2 separate regions of the Homo sapiens genome follow, and region 1 is linked to region 2. A link is an interaction called in ENCODE POLR2A ChIA-PET data of the cell type or tissue named here. Cell type or tissue: MCF 10A. All regions are shown on one strand.

What was found. Peaks named below come from ENCODE experiments on the same cell type or tissue, not always from the same donor. Only the 100,000 strongest peaks of a DNase experiment are listed, where the experiment ranks them.
Region 1: POLR2A ChIA-PET joins it to region 2 with 11 read pairs; 2 of 35 experiments call an interaction of 5 or more read pairs at or near these places.

What each region holds. Positions count from the first base shown.
Region 1 is chr5:170,521,347-170,523,846 of GRCh38, reverse strand. All of the region lies in intron 1 of KCNIP1 (potassium voltage-gated channel interacting protein 1), which reads right to left. Among named protein-coding and RNA genes, the nearest start is that of KCNIP1, 19 kb to the right of the region's middle. In MCF 10A, no CTCF peak of the experiment used is centred here; a DNase peak (open chromatin) is centred at 1,356.
Region 2 is chr5:170,613,956-170,616,455 of GRCh38, reverse strand. The region is part of intron 1 of KCNIP1 (potassium voltage-gated channel interacting protein 1); the gene reads right to left. Among named protein-coding and RNA genes, the nearest start is that of KCNIP1-AS1, 66 kb to the left of the region's middle. In MCF 10A, no CTCF peak of the experiment used is centred here; DNase peaks (open chromatin) are centred at 1,125 and 1,515.

The sequences.
Region 1 (2,500 bases), 93 kb after region 2:
AGAGAATATGGACTGAGAGGCAGACTGGGGTAGGAGGAGAATGGCTCAGGCTGGAGTGCAATGGGCTGGAGGAGACACGTGAGGGAGATGCCCAGCATGCATTTGCAGATGCCTGGCTGGAAAGACACTTGGTGTCATCCGCATATATGTGCTAATGGGCAGGGGTGGATTGTCCCAGGGAGGTGACACGTGCAGGGAGTAAAGAAGAGGGATTAGGTCAGAACTCTGGGGACCCCCTCCTGTAAGGGAGTGGGTGGAGGAGAGAACTCATCAACTCCCCGCCTCCCTTAGCTTTACGTTTGCCATGTCCTGGCCCAGCCAGGTAGGAGTCTTAGGAGGAGGAATGATTACCCTCTTCTTTCAAAGTCGACTCTGAGAATCAGCCACTGGCTGCAGTTCCGGAACCCTGCCTTTCTACTCTGGCACCAGCCCAGGATTCTCCAGCAGGCTCTGAATCGTGTAATTATCCATGCAATAATTATGCCTGGCAGAAAGCATCGGCTTTCCTGGCGGAGGGCTTCCCAGAGCATCGCCTAGCAGTTCAGCCACCCTCAGCCTGCTCTGAGGACAGCTCTCTGCAGCACGCAAGATCAGGAGTGCAGTCCCTGGCCGAGGGAACTGAACTCTACCTTGGGCACCTGTCAGACTGTCTCTTCCGGTGGCAGGGTGGGGCAGGGGGAGCTGCCCACACCACTTGGTTGGGCTTCCTGAATGTACAGCCCATCTCGACCTGTTCCCACCAGCATGCTTCCACCATCTCCCACAGCCCTATTTATGACCTAGAGAGAAAAAAATCTATCAACTCGGAGCAGTAGCTAATCAGTTTACTTGGTTGCCTGGGGTCTCCTGATGTAATTATAATTCCTACTAAGGCACTGGCGAGTGTCAGACTCATTTCAACAACTGCTGCAGACACGATCATCAAAGCGCCAAGATTCCTTTGTTCCAAGTCCTGTTCAGAAGTGGCTCAGGAGGTCCTCTTTAGAGGGAAAACTCTAAGCATTGGAATTTTTTTCTGCTTCCTCTCCTTCCTGCTGTACTCTTCCTTACAGAGATCAGGGAGAATCTGCCAGAATGTCCCAGTGCAGCTGGAAACAGACCCAGACCCGTGGGGTGTGGATGTGGCTCCCAAATGCCATTGGGCTGGCCAGAGAAGCCTCATGCTGAGACAGGAATGGTGCCCTGGGGAGGCTGCTGGCTGTGTCCCAAAGACCTCACAAGGTGGCATTTACCTTGGCGAATTCCCCAGCCTCTGGCAGTGAGCCTTGGGGGCTTGGAAGCCTGATTTTGCTGGCACACCCAGCAAAAGGGACTCATCTGTCAGGCGAATACTCCCATTAGCTCAGATCATGTGACCAACATATAAACCACAATGAGAAATGCAACTGCCATGCAGAACAAGAATGCTGAAGTTGTCATGCCTGGCATTGTCTCTCCCTGAGGCAGAGCTGCCTGGGGAGCACATTACAATAATGTTTCTTGGTGAACCCAGACTCATCGGGATGCTGGTGGAACCACTCAAATGTTTAATGGCAACAGGCTCTGACCATCTGCTGCAGGCTGTCCTCGGGAGGGAAGCAGCTGACATCAGGATTACACAGGCCTTGTCCATGATCAGGGCAGGGCTTCCCTGGATAGGCTTGGTGCGGACCCTGCCAGCTGACCTCTGGTCCTTGAGCTGCCCTGTTCCATGCCCAAGATGACCACATAGTACCTGGGCTCAGACTCCTTGGCCAGCTGGGACTCCACCCAGCTGATCTGGTGCCCAGCCCTGAATTGCTGCCGGTGGCAGGCCTGGCTGTGATCTCCATACTATATCATGTGCTTCTCCAAGACTAGAGTTGTTCCTGGGCCAGAGACCACATTTTCTGCTCCCCTTTCACCTAGATGTAGAGGATGCCTTAGGGTTGGGGGAGCAACAAGATGGAAGGAGGCTAGGTCCCTGAGTGACTACATGGAAGAAGGCTACTGGCCCATCAAGAAGTTATATGAATGATAAAAACAATTCTATGTTTCAGCCTACTGCAATATTGGGGTTTATTTGTTATAGCAGCTAGGGTTACCCTAAAGTATAATTGCTCTAGCCTAGGCCTACCTCCTTGAGATTATGGTTGTCAGCCAAAGGAGTGTTAAATCTTTGGAAAGACTTCAAATTTATATTCAAACACCATCTCTTGTGTCACTCCTAAAGGTGGCCGATGGTGCATGCTGTGTGTGGATTTTGCTCTCCTGACTTCTAACTTTGATTCCCCTTGTCCTTCCCAGACGTAAGCTGATGTTACTTGGAGATCCCCAGCCACAGACATGACATTGCAAATGGGATTCTGAAAGTTCAATGATTTCTACAAATCAGCACACAAAAGACTGAAATGGTCTTTCACTCTGGAAGAGGAGTTTAAACACACATATACACAAACATAGAAACATACACTCACAAAAGCAGGTGGGAGACAGAGCAGAGAGACAGCCTGCACTGAGCAGATGGAGCAGTGAACATGGA
Region 2 (2,500 bases):
AGGCCTGTGTCCTGGCCACTGTCCTATCTGTCGAGACAGTCATTATCCACCTTAACTACGATGATGTGAAGCTCCACGGAGATGGGATGCCTTTTCCCTTTGATCCCTGATGAATCCCAAGGCCCACCTCAGTGTGCCTGGCCCAGGGTAGGTGCTCAGAAAACATTGTTGACTAAATAAATAAATGAAGAAAACAGTTATGAGTACCAGGCCCTTCTACATTTATGATCATCTTACCAATTCTCAAAACTACCCTATGGAATAAAAACTGTTATTCTCAATTTTTGGGGAGGCTCAGAGAAGTGAGTGATTTGAGCCTATAAGGGTTCCATCATCAGCCATTGGAAAAGCCAGGATTTGAATCCAAATGTGCAGATTCCCACTACTCCATATTTAAAGCCCTATCAAGTAGACATGACATTTCTCAAAAGGCTGCCCCCTGTGAAAGTGGTCTTGTTCCCAAACATCTCAGTCCTGCCTCTTCCAAGGCTGATGCAACTCTCGCCTTTCTGGAGGAAAAATAATAGTAAAACAACAACAAACCCAGCTACTGTTTATTATAGGAAGCACTCACTATGTGCCAGATGCGTGCCAGGACATTACTTGTACCAACTCAATTAATCCTTACAACAACCTTATTATGTAAGTACTATTAGTATTAGTGCTTTATGTGTCAAACGCCATTTGACACATAAAGAAACTGAGGCAATTTAAGTAGTTCCAGGTCCCAGTGTATGAGTGGTGAGGTCTGAATGCAAGGACAGCAGCTGGGCTTAGAGCCTGTAATCCTCTGTTACCATGGCAAGTGGAGGGTACCAGGTGCCAGGGAGTCTTCCTTGCCCTTTGCCAGCTTTAACCTGGTGGAAAAGCCCAGGCTGCTGGGATTCTCCCTGCAAGGAACTAGCAAGATCGGGATTGTGACGGTGATGAGCCTTTTCCTAGGACAGACAATTAATCAGGAGTATTAATGAAAATGCCAGCTCCATGATTGCAGAAACTTAAGTATTTTATTGGGAACTGAACTCAGGCCATTAAAATGTTATCACAGGCTTGTCAGTCTGCGTTCCGTGTGCTTCTGCGAAGGAGCCACGGTCTTAATGAAACTGTTTGGTGCTTTTGGAGCTGACGGTTCCTGAGTGTGCTCTGCCAGGAAAGGTGATTCACCACAGTAGCTACGTGCCCAGGCTGTGGGAAAGTGGCTTTCATGTTCTGTTTTTTCCTTTTTTTGTTTTTTGATTTTTGAGATGGAATCCCACTCTGTCGCCCAGGCTGGAGTGCAGTGGCGCGATCTTGGCGCACTGCAAACTCCACCTCCCGGGTTCAAGTGATTCTCCTGCCTCAGCCTCCCGAGTAGCTGGGATTACAGGCGCCTACCACCACGCCCAGCTATTTTTTGTATTTTTAGTAAAGATGGGGTTTCGCCATTTGGCCAGGTTGGCCTTGAACTCCTGACCTCAGGTGATTCACCCGCCTTGGCCTCCCAAAGTGCTGAGACAACAGGAGTGAGTCACTGCACCCGGCCCATGTTCTGTTTTGCTTTAACCATCTGTGAAGCTCCTACCTTACAGCACGCACTGAGAGGGGGTGTAAACAACAGAGAAACAGGCCTTGCCCTCAAGGAGGAATCAAATACATAAAGATGGTAATGTGGATGTGCAGGAATGCAGTGATGTTAGAAAGCTCAACTCCAGCTGAAGGTGGATGGGAGGCTTCTGGGAAGAGACAAAACAATGCAAAGAGCATTTGTTTCCTGGTGAGTTGCTTCTCTCCCTCCAAATCTGATAGGGCTGATTGCAGAAAATGGTTATCTGAAGGTTTAGTGTACAACAGGCATTCTCAACGGGGGAGAGAATTGGTTCTTGTGGGAATGCACGTGTGAAAAAATCCCCTTTTTACGTTTAAAAAACAGATTTTGCATAAAGTATGTAAACAGAGAATATATTTCTGGTATTAAAATTTCATGGTTGGTTGGGGTGATTAAGAACAAAAAGTCTCAAAAGGCAATGATGAAAATGAAGTTGAGATCACTGGCAAGCTGCCAACACTTAGAAGATGGCACCACTGGAATGCATGTGTCCTCCTGGCCATCTGGCAGATAAGAAACTGCATGAATTATAGCCCCTAGTGAGGAGGGGGCCCTGAAGCCTCAGACAGCTTCCACTGCCTGCCGAATGGGCTGACTGTGTTTACAGCATTCCTTTTCTCCCAACCCGGACCAGTAGCATCCTGTCAATGGCCCCATCTGCAGGGAATCAGGCTTTCCTCCTGGCTGCGGCAATATTTAGGAAGATGATTAGGGCAATTCCCAGGACAGGCAGTCCTTCCTCGCCAGCTGTTCCCATCTGCTTTGTGACACAGCCAGATGAACCATGCCTCCCCGAGGGACACATCCTCAACAATTGTGTTTCCAGGGACTTGTTGGTGGCTATGCAGGAATTGAACACTTCACTTCATCACCTCCCCAGTAGACACCGGAGCTGGGGCCATCTCTTGTTGAACT